Regions from separate parts of the Homo sapiens genome. Here region 2 is linked to region 1. A link is an interaction called in ENCODE POLR2A ChIA-PET data of the cell type or tissue named here. Cell type or tissue: PC-9. All regions are shown on one strand. Each heading gives the region's core, and the rest is flanking DNA. Links, peaks and the distances in the headings are about the cores only.

Region 1 (7,976 bases), core at 2,038-7,037:
AGGTGGCAGGGCTATAGAGACCACACTAGTTTTTTGGCAGGACCCCAGAGTGGGAGAGCCTGGCCGGCAAGCACAGGTAACACCAGGGCCCTCCACTCTGACCCTCACTTGGGCTCTGGTGGCTGAAGCCTGCCCCACACTCCAGCCTGAGCTGAACTACCCCTAGACCTGGCTGACTTAACCTCTCCAAGCCTTAGATTTCTAAATGAAGATCATAATATTAATTTAGGAAGATCATTTTAAGGATTCAGTAACATGATGTTTGCAAAATGCATGGCACAGAGTAGGTGCCCCGCAGGTGTGTCCCCAGGGCCTGGGACTCCAGACTCACCTGTGGGTGCCTGAGGCCTCACCCTCCCCCACAGCCCCGGCCTCCGGGAGGTAACTGCAAAAGCTCCAGGCGAGAGGCCCTGGGACCGTGGGAACTTCCTACAGCATGTTTGTCTTGGGCTGCCTGGGAGGGGCTGCCACCTCCGTCAGCTCCAGCAGGAGCTCCTGCCAGGTCACCCAGTGTGAAAAGAAGGAATTGTTCCCGGGACCTTTGCTTCCCTTGTCAAAGGTGACTTGAGCCTGAGATACAAGCACAGCCCCTCTTCCCTAAAGGCCAGGCCAGTCCCAGTTCCGTCCACACTCCCAAAGGGGTTGAAGGAGTCGTCTGTGCTGGGGGAACCCACAATGTCTTCCCTGCCAGCAGGTGTGAGGCTTTGCAGCCGTGAGTCCCCACCCATGAGCCAGCAGCTGGCTAGGGCTCCTCCAGGGTCCCACTAATTCCCACCACTTACCCGGTTCTCATTCCCCTTTGTGCCCCACAATACCCAGCACGGAACCCAACCCAGGGTCAGGGGCTCAGACACTTGGCTGAATCGAACTCCCCAGCCCAGGTGAGACCCCCACCCACCCATCCAGAACAGGGCACCTTCCCCTCCTCCCACCTGTCCTCTACCCTGCCCCCGGAGGGTGTCCCCTGTGCTGGTCTCTGGAGGTGGGCCGCAAGTCTCTATGCAGTTGGACACTTTCCTCACCAAGTTCTTGTCACTCTGCCTCAGCCTCCTCCACCCCAGTCACATGACTGAGGGTCAAGGTCTGCCCTCTCCCAGCCCACTGCCTACTGCCCACCTGCCCTGCATCAACCGGCTGGCAGCCCCAGGGTGTAACCTTCTGGCAACTGTGGAGCCTTCTGGAGACCAGCCATGTGGTGCTCGCTGCAGGCAGCACAGCTGGGGTTAAGGGCAGCCTCGGATCACAGAGGTTCCATTTCCGATTTTCCAGAAGTTGCCGATTATTAATGATCATTGTTCTTTCCTTCTGGGGCATAACAAAGCAGATTCAACTGACAACGGAACAGCAGCAGGTCAAGATTCCCACAGTATGAAATGTCAGCCTCTGGCGGCAATGACATTCACCCAGGGGCACTAAAAATAGACGTAAAAACAGAAGCATGCAGCCTCCGGAGGCTGGAGAGGCCAGGTGAGCTCAGGACTGAAATGACACTTGCAGTGACATCTATGGCCCATGGCAAAGCTGGGCTTTTCCTACTTCCTTTTTTTAAAAATTTTTTTCTTGAGAGAAAAAAAGAAAGTGAACTTGAGAAGGGTCAGCCCAGAAGGACTTTGCTTTTTTAAGTCTGATTTTACGTGCAAAATTCAGGTAGAAAGAAAAACTGCCATGAGATATGAGCATGGGGGGCATCAAGTTGGGCTAAATTCACCACTGCTTAGCCCAGAGAGGCGCAGAGGCTGCTTATTATGCTTCCCAGCTCCTCACTGACCCAGAATTGGCTATGGGACCTGGCTGAGGTCAGCACAGACCAACAGAACTCTTCTGACAATAGAAATGCTCTGTACCTGCTCCGTCCCATCTGGTACCCAATAGCTATAGTAGCACTTGAAATGTGGCTGTAGGCTGGGCACGGTAGCTCACATCTGTGGCCCCAGCTACTCAGGGGGCTGAGGTGGGAGGATAGCTTCAGACCAGGGGTTCAAGACCAGCCTGAGCAACATAGTGAGACCCCAACTCTACAAAAAATAAACAATTATCTGTTCTTGGTGATGCCCACCTCTAGTCTGGGCTACTTGAGAGGCAGAAGCTGGAGGGTCGCCTGAGCCCAGAAGTTCAGTGTTACAATGAGCTATAATGATTGCACCACTGCAATCCAGCCTGGGTGACAGGGTGAGACCCTATCTCTAAATTTAAAAAAGAAAGACCGAAACGATGTGACTCTGGCAATTGAGCAACTGAATTGTTAATTTTATTTAATTTTAATTGATTTAGATTTAAAGAGCCATATTTAAATGATGGCTAGTGTCTACTGTACTAGACCACACAGTTTTAGGCTCTGGGGAAAGAGAGCTGCAATTGATTAGCAATGTCTGCCAGGGACGCAGGCTGGGAAGATAAGGCACAAATGCCATATTACAGAAGGACCAGAGATCCAGTGTGATCTGGGTCACCTGAGACCTAAATCAGTGATTCTGGTGCCTGCACAGTTTCAGCATTCAGGAGGAAAAGTGTCTGTGAAGTTTAGTGTCACCCCCTACTCTTCAGTCTCATGGTCTAGTCAGGCAACTGCAAGTCTCTTTACTAGTTTTCTTCCACAGCAGACAGAGGGGTCCTTCCAAAATACCAATGCAGCCATTATCTACCTTGCTTGAAAGCCTGAATCTAATCCTCCAACCATGGCCACCAAGACCTATCCTGAGGCTGTGCCCCTCTGTGGCCTAGGCCCCTCAGTCTTCTCCACCTCCATCCAACACAGACCCCACCAGTCCTGGCTGGTTCTTCCTCTGCTCCACTGCACAGGAAGCTCCAAAGCAAGGGCTTCCTCTTGCACCATCTTAGCACCTCCACCGAAAGCACAGGACCTGAAGAGTCCCCACGGGAGGCTCACATGATTCCAGGAACTCCCAAGTCTACATTATTTTTATGTCCTTCCAATAATAAGACAAGAATCCTTATCGCCCTGTTTTGCAGATGAGGATACTGAGGTTCAAAGAGGGAAAGAGTTTGGCCAAGAACAAAAGAGAAAATGGCATATCTGAGACTCAGACCTGGGTAGATGTCCCTCCCAAACTTGGCCTCAGCACAAGGGTTGCACTGAGAATGGAAATCAGGTCATAGGACACCCAGTCCACTATTTCTTTTACTATTAACTCAACAAATGTTATGTGATGGAAGGGAGGAAGGGGTGGGTGGGTATGTGTATGGATGGGTAGATGGGTGGGTGTGTGTATGGATGAGTAGATGAGTTGGTGCATAGGTGGATGGATAGATAGATGGATAAATGGATTGATACATGGATGGTTGGATGGATGGATGGATGGATGGATGGATGGATGGATGGATGGATGTGTACATGGATGGGTGGATGGATGAGTGTATAGGTGGGTGGATGGATGGATGGATGGATAGATGGATGGAGATGTGGGTGGATGGATAAATATGTAGGTGGATGGCTAGATGGATGGATAAATGTATGGATAGATGGATGAATAGATGAATGGATCAATGGGTGACTAGATGGATTGATGGATGTGTATATAGATGCATGCAAACACACATGAATGAATGCAAGGGCAACAAAACACGGTAACAAGTCATGAATAGGGAATGGGATGAGGTCATCGTCCACCTTTCTCTTAACCATATTCAGGTATATCAGAAAATGAGGTCATGTGAAAAAATTATTTGAGACTTTTGTTTTTAAAGAGATAAAGTAGCTGGCAAGCTGTGCGTATGGAGCAAGCCCTGAGCTGTGTGAGGGCCTGCTCCCCCCACTCCTCCCCTGCCTCCACTCCCCCCACTCCTGCTGGCTCACTGAACCCCTCCCTAATGCTGCTTTCCCATGGGAAGGCTGAGAAGCAATAGCAATTTCTTCTGAATGGAACTCTCCCCTGAGCCAAAGAGTAAACAGGAGCCAGCAAAGAGCTCAAGTTGGTGTGTAACTGCTCGGGCGGTGATTACATAACCAGGACATACCTGGGAGAGGCACTGATCCAGGGGATTTTAACAAGCAAGTGGGGAGGGCTAGCGTGGGAGGCGGGCAGGGGGAACGCCCAGTGCAGGAATGGCCGTGCAGCTACCTGGCCTTGCTGGGAACTGGAGCCGGCTTGCTTGGGGAGGAAGGACACTCAAGTGTCACTTACTGAGAGCCTTGTACCATGACAGTCCTCTTGCATGATTCCTTTGTTTAATCCTCACAAGGGCACTACAGAGTGGGCTAGTTCAGCTATGTTCCCTTTGATAGATGAAAAATTAAAACTAGACACAGAGAGGGGTAGCCAGGCAGCAACTGTGTGGTGAGCTGGGATAGCCCCAGACTGGCTCCAGGGACTGCAGGGTAGACCGAGCTATAAGGCTGGTGCTTTCTCTTCTCCTCTCCCTTCCCTGCCTTGCTGTCCTCCTTCCCTCCCTCCTTCCTCAATTCCTGCCATCAGATCACGTGTCCAAATATTCTTCCAATTGTCCACCCATCCACCCACCTGGTGCCCAGTGGCTTTTCCCTTCTCTCCACAGTAGTGGACCTGCATCAAGAAAGGGACCAAAGGGAAGCAAGATGCAGCTGCTGCCTGCAGAAGGGCTTTCTGACAAGGACGGGTGATGTAGAAGCATCCACCTGCCACAGGACATAGCTTGAACACTTCGGGTGCTGAGCCCTTCCTGCCTGTGGGATACTGAGCAGTTTTGCAATGATTTTCTCCTTTCACCCGCGAGACGGCTCCAAGTTCAAAGCCATTATTCTCCTGTGGCAGAGAGGAGACTGAAGTCCAGAGAGGTGGGCTCAGGGTCTCATGGGAGCCTCAACCTTGGGACTTGGAGGTCAGGGAGGGCTTTCCAGAGGGGGTAGCCTCAAGCTGGCAGAGCAGTTCAGGGTGGGGGATGTTTTTAGCCGCTAGAGCCTTGGGATGGCGAAAGTGGGGAGAGGGTCCTTTGCTGCCTGGCATTCGGCTGCCCCACTATCCTCCAGGAGGAGGGGACTTGGGAAAGCCATGGCGCACCCAGGCAGAGCCCTGGCCAGGCTGAGGACAATTGGCCCAGAGCAGTGGCTTCAGCCCTAGAGCATGGTTGCAGAGTGAGACCATGCACACTGAGACCCTTCTCTGTGTCTCCCCGTCTACAAAGGGAGGGTGAAGTGAGACAAAGCGTGGAAGCTGTGTTGGCACCTGGTGAGTTCTTAGAGGTGGAGGTCCCTGTGGATGCTGCAACTGATAATACGTATCTCCCCAAAGTCCTGCAGGAAGGGCTGGAGCCCAGCCGACAAGCAACAGGGGAGGCCTTGCGCCCAGGTGTTCTTGCCTGCCTGGGCTGTCTGGGGCAACCAGGTCCAAACGGGGTGTCACCCCCAAGGGCGGGACTAGGGTACAAGTCACATCATGAGGGAGACCTCCCTTTCCCACGGCACCCCAGAGCTGCCAAGCGCCACGCTGCCATTGCATAAGCCACCGACCTGCCACCGCTGGCTGCCCCGTGCGTTGCCACGTAAATAGAACCCTGTATTTACCTACCCTGGGGAAGGGACAGGCCTACCTGGTGGGCGGGGAGACAGCAGCTCAGAGGCCTCCAGCTCTGATTTCTGTTCTGCTCCAAGTGCACACACATCCTGTGCCCAGGAGCTGGGCTTGGGTGGGGGTGCACCGGCAGAAGGGGCCAAAGGAAACTCTGCGTCCTGGGAGCATGGGCCAAAGGCCTCTGGGTTGCAGGCTCAGGTTGCAGCCACCAGCTCTGGGCGGGGGAGACCAGACTTGCCTTGCAGGCTACGGCCATATCTGAGCAGCAAGCGTCAGATGGCACTGATGGCCCCAGAGACCTCCCTGCTGTTGGCACTGGTCAGCTGCACAGGAAGGACAAATGGCCATCTGCACAGCCAGGGCCAGAGCCCAGGAGTCTCCAGGAGCCAGCCATGGGCACAGCCCCACCTGTAACAACCATTCCTCCAGAAAGCCAAACTCAGTAAAGACTTATTTTGTTGTAAAGAAATATAATACATGTTTTAGCTTTAATTTCCATAACATTCTAGATGTTCCTATTCTTGTTTTACACAGGAAGAAACTGAGGCACAGAGAAGTAAATGACTGATCCAAGGCCACAGAGCTAATGGGATGATAGAGTCAGGATTTGAACTCAGGTTTCTCTGACCCTAAGTAGTTATTCCCAATAAGTATGCTGCCCCTGTATTTCATCTCAGTGTTTTCATCTACCAAGTAAGAGCAGTCATATAATCCAAGACACAGCATTACTCTGGGCTCTGCGATGAATAATGGTAGCCTCGTGGCATCTGTCCATAGATGCTTGGCTGGATCAATGAATGGATAGGTGAATGGACAGTGGGACAGGTGGGCAGATGGATGGACAGAGTGCCACATTTATGAGTGGGGTGAGAAGATGGCAGGATGGATAGATGGATAGGTGGTTAGAATGATGACCGATAAGCAGATAGACTGGTACATGGACTAACAGGTGGATGAGTAGATGAATGATGGATAAATGGTTGGATGGGTGGATGAGTGAATGCGTGAGGACTAGAAAGGTAAACACAGATAGGTAGAATGGATGGATGATTGAAGGAGTGATGGGTAACTGGATGGATGGATGGATGGATGGATGGATGGATGGGTGGCTGGATGAATAGGTAAATCGGTGGATGGAAGATGAATAAATGAGTGGGTGGACATGTAGATGGATGGTTAGAAAGGGCTTTGAATGAATAACTAACAGTTGGATAGAGGAATAGATAAACAAGTAAATGAATGGATCAATGAACAGATGGACATGTGGATGGCTACAAAGATGGTTGTAATGAAGGCTAGAAAGATGAATGGCGAGATGGATGAGAAGTTAAGTGGGTGAGTGGATGGGTGGCTCTCCTTCCAATCTAACTCTAGTTGGAGAAGAGACTCTCAAACATCCAAAGCCTAGGCCAAACTGAGAGGGAGAGCACCCATACTAAAGGGTCAACCATATCAGCTCTGTGGTGTGGACGTTGCCTGAAGACTGTCAGGTCACCTCACGGAGCCTGTATCCTTGGTGCTGTGAAACAGCCCTGTGGCAGGTGGAAGGAGTGGTGGTGGCCCAGGCAGGACCCTGGCCAAGCTGTGGAGGCTGCTCCTTTCTCTCCTCCTTCAGTGCCAAGCCAGGGCTCCTACGTCACAGCTACCAGCATAGCCCCTGCCATTCTTCCCTCCTCCCTCTCAGTCAGGGCAGCTACAGGTAGACCAGTAGCTCCTTTTCCCACCCCACTAAAGAAGCCAGGGGAGAGCTCTGGGCAAAGACAAGGGCCTGGGGACGTCCCCAGATCTGACACTGACCTGCCATGTGATCGGGGAGGTGGCACTGCCAGTACCTGATCTCTGCTATGAGCAGCAGTCAGACTGGAGTGGAAATACATGGCAGAGAAGCTTGGAGTTACTTTGAGGCAGCCAGATGGAGCCTCCTCAGCCCCTGGTCACAGTCCCTGACACACCCCACTCAGAGCCCCAGGGATCTCTGGACCCCACTGGCTGGGACCATCACCCAAGGCCCTTCGGACTTCAGTGGACTGAGATTCTGGCCCCAGAAACTGAGTCATCCCAGCCCGGAAGGGAAAGGCAGCGAAGCGAAGAGAATAAGCTCAGTTCATCTGGGCCCGAATCTCCCTGGCTAAAGGTGTCCCAATGGACGTGAGCTTGCTCGAGCCCTGCCACTCTCTGGATATCATGTTTCTGTCTCCACCTGGAGCCCATCTGGGAGGCTGGCATGGGTGAGGGATTTGGTGATTTTTTTTATTTTATTATTATTTTTTTTGAGCTGGAGTCTCACTCTGTCACCCAGGCTGGAGTACAGTGGTGTGATCTTGGCTCACTGCAACCACCACTTCCCGGGTTCAAGCGATTCTCCTGCCTCAGCCACCCGAGTATCTGGGATTACAGGTATCTGCCACCATGCCCGGCTAATTTTTGTAGTTTTAGTACAGACAGGGTTTCACCATGTTGGCCACGCTGGTC
Region 2 (7,976 bases), core at 1,802-6,801, 790 kb before region 1:
TGGCTTCCTCTGAGCCCCTGTCCTGATTATGTATTTTCTCCCTAGACATGATACAGCTTCTGATAGAGAAGGACAGGTCCTGGTCCTCCTGTCCTCTGGCCTGAGGGGCTGAAGGTGACTTGAGGTCCCAAGACCGTGGAGCTGGGACATAGGTTGGCACCCCTGCACTGTTGAGAGTACAAGAACCCCATGAGAGCCGCTCTCAGCCACAGACTCATCCCTGTACCTTCCACGGGGTGTACGCCGGGCGTGAGTGCACCAAAGTTGCATCCCTCCCCTGGTGTTGGTGACCGGCCCAAGCCCCTGATTTCCCTAAAGACCGAAGTCTAATGCCTGAGATGGATCCTAACGTTACAGGCACTGGCTGCAGCAAGCCTCTGACTCTGGGGCGAATCCTCTGGGGCCTCATCACACCCTCCCCTCCCCAAAGTCAAGGAAGCCACACCTCCTGGGCCGACTGTGAGGCTCAGTTATCTTTATAGGAAATCCTGACGCTTTCCTGCAAAACCCTGTGGTTGGAATAAAAGATGTTCCAGAATTTTGTTATGCCATGCAAGGCCTTTTCCTTGAACGCTTGCTGTTCACTTCATTGTGCCTTCACGTATGCATCATTTGGTGCAAAACTGTTTTGTGTCAAGGCCTCTGCCAGGTTGGGGGTCTCTGTACTGCAGCCGAGCTGCTGGGCTGCAGGTTTCTCTTGGGGGGATACTGTGTGTGACAACCATTGGCTGTACACTCCGGGCCTCACGTCTGTGGGAGAAATGAATGGGAACATGAGCCAGGAGCATCACCAGCAGTGGAGGAATTGTCCCAACCCTGCGCTGGGGAATCAGAACCTTCAAGGCCCTCTGGGTTTGGCGCCGAAGACCTCGTCCTCCTGATGCAACGTTTCTGTACAATAAAGGTGTGCGTTACTGGGCCCTGCGGAGTGTGTGTCATTGAGATATTCTACTATCCACGCTAACAAGAGTAAAAATAATCAGGGGAAATCAATAATCTATGTTATGTGACCTGTTATATAAAGAATATCATCTCAACATGTCCTCAGTATAAAAGTTCCTGGCCAGGCATGGTGGCTCACACTTGTAATCCCAGCACTTTGGGAGGCTGAAGTGGAGGATCACTTGAGGCTAGGAGTCAGAGACCAGCCTGGACAACACAGTCAGATCCCATTTCTAAAAAAGAAAAAAAAAATTAGCCAGGCATGGTGGTGCGTGCCTATAATCCCAGCTACTTGGGAAATTCAGGTGGGAGGATTGCTTAAGCCCAGAAGTTTGAGGCTGCAGCGAGCTATGATTGCACCAATGCACTTCAGCCTGGGTGACAGAGCGAGACCCTGTCTCAAAAAAAATTAAAAAAAAAAAAGTTATTAATCAGACCTTGGCCATTCTCTTTTTTCCAACTACATATTTGAAATCTGGTATGTGAATTTTACTTTACGGCATATCTTATTTCAGAAAAGCCACGTTTCTAGGGCTCAAAGTCACATGTGGGAAGGAGCGACCAGGCTGGACTGCTTAGCTACAGAGCCTTTTCCTATTATTTAAGGAAAATTATATTGGATGGCTTTTATTTTCTGCTTTGTCATTTCCTCTGTTTTGTAAGATTTCTGCAGTGACATGAAATAGGTTGATAGGTAGGGAAAGGGTGATATTATTTAAGGCACTGACACACTTTGTAACCTGTGGGCTCATATTGGACCCTTTTACTATTTAAGGAAAAATAGTTGAACAGCTTTTTCTCTGTACAGCACACATGTAGAGAAACCCACCTTTGCCTAAAGGCCAATCACAGCACATTCCCGAAATATTAGGACAGAGTAGCCTTTAATTACAAAACATATCTGATGACAGAGCTGGTCACACAGGTGTTCAACTGAAGAAGCCAAGAGAGCGCCCTATTTCACACCAGAAAGAGATCCAGGAGGACACCCAGGGGCACCCTCCCAGGGATCCTACCATGTAGTACTCCCAGTACATGGGCCATCTACCTTGCCAAGTGGAAGCGATGCGGTTGGGTAAGAGATCTGAGGCAGGGGCTGGCAGCGCTGGGGAGCAGGGGACTAACGCAGATGCCCTCCACGAGCAGTTCTGGGCAGGGGTTCCAGGACTCCGCCTTGGCAGGTACCCCTGAAGGAGATGCTCAGGCCCCTTCCCCTGGCTTTTCTGGTAGAGTGAGGGGTTCATTCAGCTACATACTCATTCATTCGCTCAAGTGTTTGTCCACTCATCCACCTGCTCACTCGCCCATTGGCTCACCCCATTCCCCACTTACTTACCCACTCACCATGCACTCACAATTCATTTATTCACTTGGAGTTTCACTCTGTCGCCCAGGCTGGAGCGCATTGGCATGATCTTGGCTCACTGCAACCTCTGCCTTCTGGATTCAAGAAATTCTCCTGTCTCAGCCTTCCAAGTAGCTGGGATTACAGGCACCCGTCATGACTAACTTTTATATTATTAGTAGAGACCGGGTTTCACCATGTTGGTCAGGCTGGTCTTGAACTCCTGACCTCAGGTGACCCGCCCACCTTGGCCTCCCAAAGTGCTGGGATTAGTGTGAGCCACTGTGCCCAGCCTCATTCACTCATTCTCTTATACCTCTACCTCCTCAAATCCCTTCCTGACTTTGTATTTCTCCATAGAATCCGCCACCCCTTATCTGCAGAGGAGTTCGCTTCATCATCTTGTTTTCCCTCTGCCTCCCCTCACCCTCCTTGGCTAGAATGGCGGCTCCAGGTGATTTTGTCATAATTTGATCGCTCATTTTCATGCTGAAAATGACGTGAGCCACAGAGACCTAGAAAAATGCACAGAATTGAACCAGCTATCCAACAAAGTTGAGCCCCAAGGCATTGACTCTTAAAACATAAGGAAGAGAGAGCATGAGACAGAGTGGCCTCTGTGACAGACAGTGGCTGCCTGTCTTTGCAAAATGCATTAATGGCCAACAGCAAATTAATTAAGTCATTTCAATCCCTTCGCTTATGTAGACAAAATCCAAAGATCCGTGTCATATAGGGTTAGTAAGTACATGCATGCACATCCTTGCATGCATACACATACGACAACTCATCCCCAAAGGGTTAAAAATGGACCCGACATGGGATCTCCTCCCCAATGGCATGCATAATCAGTGGTTCTAGTGTCCATCCAGAAGCTCTTCCTGAATACAGATATTTAAGATTTTTAAGCTCATCACAGCCCAGATCCTCCAAGACACATAGTCATATAGAGCCCAGGGGCCACAGGGCTGCCTGCCCCGCCTCTAACGTAGATTATCGTTTTCCAAAAGCTGTTCCCAAGACTCAGTGTCCCTGCCTCTTAAGCAGGAATGATTACATCTGAAATCAGGCTTTCTGGAAAATCAAGTCAGCATCCCTGCTTCTTAAACATGAACGATTACGTCTGAAATCAGGCTTTCTGAAAAATCAAGTGTCCTCCTCCCCCTTTAAGCTCATCACAGCCCAGATCCTCTGTGTTAAACAGATCTCAAATCTGTTTAGCTTGGGGACCAAACAGAGTGGGGCTGTTTTCCCTTAAACCCATCGGAAGGAGTTTATTCGTCAATTTTCACTCCACTATTTGACTCTCAGCTCAAGCACCTTGAGACGTGCTTGGCCGTCCACTCCTCTGTTCCTGTTTCCTTCCAGTTTGATGGAGAAGTCTTTCCTCCAACCTTAGAGGGACTCTTTCAAAGCCACAGGTTCCTTCTGGATCTCTCTGCAGAACACACTCCCTGGTTCCTTCAAGCCACATCTCAGAAGAGAAAGCGGACCCTTTCCTTGGTCAGGGAGGATGGTGGGGCTTCCAATTCTTTCCCAAAGGAAACCAGGGTAAAAGCAAAGAACCCCCAGCCCATGCTCAGAGATGGCCCCGGGCCCTCTGTGAGTGGATTCATATGGCTTGTTTCACAAGGCAGGGGGACCCTGTGGAGGGGGATATTCTTTCATCAAGGAGGTCCTGAGGCATGAAGCCCAGCCTTTGTAGATGCACCTAAGAAAATACATGGGCCTGGGCCCCCCTGGTCCTTGGAGCTGGATGAGTCTGCAGCGGCTGGTGACATTGGGGACCATCAGCTTGCAGAGAGCATGGTAACAGCCTTCCTTCCCTACTGCTGCCTGTCACAGCCTTGTTTAGCTTGGGGACCAAACAGAGGGGGACAGTTTTCCCTTAGATGACCACTGGGACTGCCCCTACCCGCCTTCCCACCACTTCAGAACAGTTGGAGGAGTGGGCTAGGGAAAGAGTAGGGGGCGTGCCAGCGAGAGAGCCCCTTACCATGGAGCAGACATAGGCTAATGGCCTCCTCCTCCCAGGAGTTAATTGTATTCTCTTGGGCTGGACTTCATGTTTCCTGGGAGCTGTGACCCTCCTTCCCTCCTGGCTCACGTCTCCAAGCCTTCTGCTAAGAAACCACCTTTCCAGGGTCTGCCCTGGCCCCACTCCCAGCCCCTTCCACTGCTTCCCCGCATCTGTTATCTGACAACTTATTATTCTCCCTGCACCAGGAAAGCAGGGACCTTTGTTTTTTGTTTTCTCTGTATTCTCAGGACCCAGCGGAGCCTGGCACACAGTAGGTATGCAAAGTATCCTTTGAAAGGATGAACAAATGAGCTAATGTCCTTTGTCGGTGTCCACAGATTCTAGCACCCGCCTAGTGGAGGACAATGAAGAGTTTACCCACAGGTCAATTTTTACCCGATTCAACCAACCCCTGCACGGACACTTGCCTCTTAACAGGAGGCTGTGGAATCTAAACAAACAGGTTCTCCCTAGGGGCAAGGATGGAGTTGTTGTCTTAACATTTTCCAGCTGGTGGAGCTGCTGGGGAAAGCTGCTGAGGCCACTGCCACCCACCACAAAAGCCCCATTGAGAGCCCCGCCTTCTCCAATACGAGGGCTCCTGTCCAGGGAGGAGGTGGGCTGGGTTTTTCTGGCAGGAGCGTGTCCCCTCCACAGGGGCAATCAGCCTATTTATTAAGGTCCTTCTACGTGTTAAGCTGTGAGCCCAGGGCACAGACCCGCAGGTGTGAGGCTGATAGTCTGCCAGGAAGTCAGAAATCTGACAGCCACAGAAAAATGCTGAAGGACCAGGGGAGGAAAGGTCATGGTCAATTCCGGAAGACTTTGCACAGGGAGTGGCTTCTCAGCTGAATCCTAAACGGTCACTGGTAACTAGGAAGATGAAAAGGAGGGGTCGACTGCCCAAGCCGGGGCAGGGGGTCGGGAGGTCTGGAGGGACGGGAAGGCTGGGAAGGGCCTTGGGGCTGCCTGTGCATCCACCGGGTGCCTGTGAGCATCTTCTCAAGGTTGCCGGGCACTGGGGAAGAAGCAGCCAGCAAAACACGCACAGGCCGGGTGCGGCGGCTCATGCCTGTAATCCCAACTCTTTGGGAGGCTGAGGCAGACGGATCACTTGAGGTCGGGAGTTCAAGACCAGCCTGGCCAACATGGTGAAACCCCATCTCTACTAAAAATACAAAAATTAGCCAGGCATGATGGCAGGCGCCTGTAATCCAAGCTATTCGGGAGACTGAGGCAGGACAATTGCTTAAACCTAGGGGGTGGAGGTTGCAGTGAGCGGAGATTGCGCCACTGCACTCCAGCCTGGGCACCAGAGGGAGACTCCGTCTCAAAAAAAAAAAAAAAAAAAAAACACCCACGATTCCTTGTCCCCTTGGAGCTGCTGTCCAGCGAGGGAGGGGCAGGCAGACCATCGACAAAACAGAAGCAAATGACACGGCAGGTGGGATGCTCAGAGGTGGTTAAGCCCCACGGGGTAGAGGGGTTTGGACATGGCTGGAAGGTGGGAACAGCAGTTTCTCATGGTGGCCAGTACAGACCTTGCTCTGTGGGGGGCCCTTCATGACTGCTTGATATAAGGAAACTTTGGGAAGACTTAGACAACCAGGCTCCATTTTTATACAAATAAAAGGATTTTTGGTCACATGAGTTAGGAAAACAGCAGTGCCGGTCATGATCCCTGGACACCCCGGACAGACTGGCCTCCCCGCTGGGGGGCTGCTTTTTCAAGTTTGTTTTGGGCCCCTTTGCATGGGCCTGGGAGTGGGGACAGGCACTTCCTTGGCTGGACTAGCAGCATCCATGGGCCTGGCTGGCAGCAACCAGGCCGGGGCAGAGTGTCCCTCCTGGGGCTGACTGGTCTATGACTGTGGTCAGGTTGTGCCAGGACAGCCTCCGGGGTGCTTTGCTCCACCGTGGAGTTACGGTGATGGAGCTGGCAGCATCCCTGCCGCTGAAGGGGGTCTAATCTCCACGGGAGACCAGACGTCTCTGCTGTGCCGTCATTCAGGGAGGCCAAAGTCAGGGCTGCCACCCACCCCGCCCCCGCCACCAAATCACCAAGGAGAGGAGGACTCCATGTGCCCTCAACACATTGCAGACATTTGGCAAATGTTTGTGGGGGTGATTGTCCCAGGAGACTGTTGGGCATGGCTGACTCATCTATCAGAATGGAACTTTCTAGAGACTGATGATGGGTGCCAGGCACAGGCCTCCTCCCCCTCTGTCCCTGCAACCCTGCAGGGTGTCTTTGGACAAGTCATGTGGGCTCTGGGACCCCTGTTTCCAACTCAGTCCCAATAAGAAGACAGGCTGTTGAGATGTTAAGAGTGGGCCCCAAACACCAAGCATGGGGTCCCTTGGGAATGCAAGCTCAGGGCCTGGGACCCTTAGTGCCCACGAGGGCAGCTCGGCATCTGACCCCCTGCTTGTAATCACTGTTTATTATCACAGCTGTCACAGACTTGGCCATCTGCTCCAGTGACCTCCAAACCTGTCACTCTTTCATTCACACAATGGACATTCATTCATTCATTCATTCAGCGACACTTCTATGTGCCAGACACAGAACCGGGGCTGGGTCACGGAATAAACAATGCAAACAAGTCCCTGCTCTACTCCCACAGAGCTTACCTTCCAGCGGGGAGGCAGAGCAAAACCAGGAGCCAGAAAGGCAAACCGATGCATACACAGGAATATCAGATGGTGATGACTGCTGTGGAGGACGGAAGCAGGAAGAGGGGACGGCGGGCTAGCGAGTGTGGGGGCAGGCGTGGGGAGACACGACGTGGGTGGCCGTGGAAGGCCCTTCCGGGGAAGTGACATCTGAGCAGAGATCTTCTCCCCAGGAGCCAGCCCTGACAAGACTGGGGAGGAACATTGCAGGCAGCGGCACAGCCAGGTGAAGGCCTTGAGGCTGGGAAGAGTTGTGTGTGCTGGGGACAAGAACTGAGGTCAGCCAGGCTGGGGCACCCTCCAGCTAGGGGGACGACGGGGGACAAGGGCAGAGAGGAGGTTGGGAGGGCCAGGCCAACTAGGGGGACGACGGGGGACAAGGGCAGAGAGGAAGTTGGGAGGGCCAGGCCAACTAGAGGGACGACGGGGGACAAGGGCAGAGAGGAAGTTGGGAAGGCCAGGCCTGCAGGGCCTTCAGGCCAGGAGGGCACTGGGATCCTCTGCTGGGAGGAGGGGCTGGAAAGGTGGCCCCCACAGGGGACCGATGCTGTCTGAACTGTGAGGTCACAATGATCCCGGGGCTGCTCCTGGATTCAGCGAGCTGGGGGTAGTGCCCAGGAAACACATTTTAGTCAAGGCCCCCAGGTATCTGGCACAACCCCGGCAATATGCAAAGCCTCCTCTAATGATGGTTGAATCCAGGAGACCCCAACCGCTGTGATGGAAACCTCGCCACCTCCAGAGGCAGCCGATGACTCCTGGGGCAGCCCCACCCGGCTCAAAGGCAACCTGCTCCACAGAGCCAGCCCCATCCCTAGGCTTGGAGCCAAACAGGATTGCTCCTTCATAAGAAAAAAAAATCAGAGCTACAGAGTCAGCCGTCTTAAAAAGCTCCCTGCATTCTTGCCTTGCCCAGCCAAGCAGCCTCAGGTCCCCCTGCTCCCTGTACCTGGCTGGGCTCAGAGCCACTCTCAACCACATATTTTTTAAGTC

What was found. ChIA-PET counts read pairs that join two places held together with the same protein. Peaks named below come from ENCODE experiments on the same cell type or tissue, not always from the same donor. Only the 100,000 strongest peaks of a DNase experiment are listed, where the experiment ranks them.
Region 2: POLR2A ChIA-PET joins it to region 1 with 9 read pairs; 1 of 35 experiments calls an interaction of 5 or more read pairs at or near these places.

What each region holds. Positions count from the first base shown.
Region 1 is chr11:69,270,758-69,278,733 of GRCh38, reverse strand. No RefSeq gene overlaps it. Among named protein-coding and RNA genes, the nearest start is that of MYEOV, 19 kb to the left of the region's middle. In PC-9, for the core only: no CTCF peak of the experiment used is centred there; a DNase peak (open chromatin) is centred at 3,933; H3K27ac peaks cover 3,095 bases.
Region 2 is chr11:70,065,009-70,072,984 of GRCh38, reverse strand. LOC105369371 (a long non-coding RNA gene) reads right to left here and starts at 2,326. Exons shown (of 2, transcript XR_007062760.1): 1 at 2,287-2,326; 2 at 1,808-2,165. It overlaps LINC02753 (long intergenic non-protein coding RNA 2753), which reads left to right and starts at 7,614. Exons shown (of 2, transcript NR_120529.1): 1 at 7,614-7,976. LINC02584 (long intergenic non-protein coding RNA 2584) reads left to right here. Exons shown (of 3, transcript NR_103835.1): 3 at 46-551. It also overlaps a transcript of ANO1 not described here. RefSeq lists an enhancer at 1-103 and a silencer at 648-825. In PC-9, for the core only: CTCF peaks have their summits at 4,648 and 4,848 (motif pointing right); a DNase peak (open chromatin) is centred at 4,774; H3K4me3 peaks cover 1,115 bases; H3K27ac peaks cover 4,609 bases.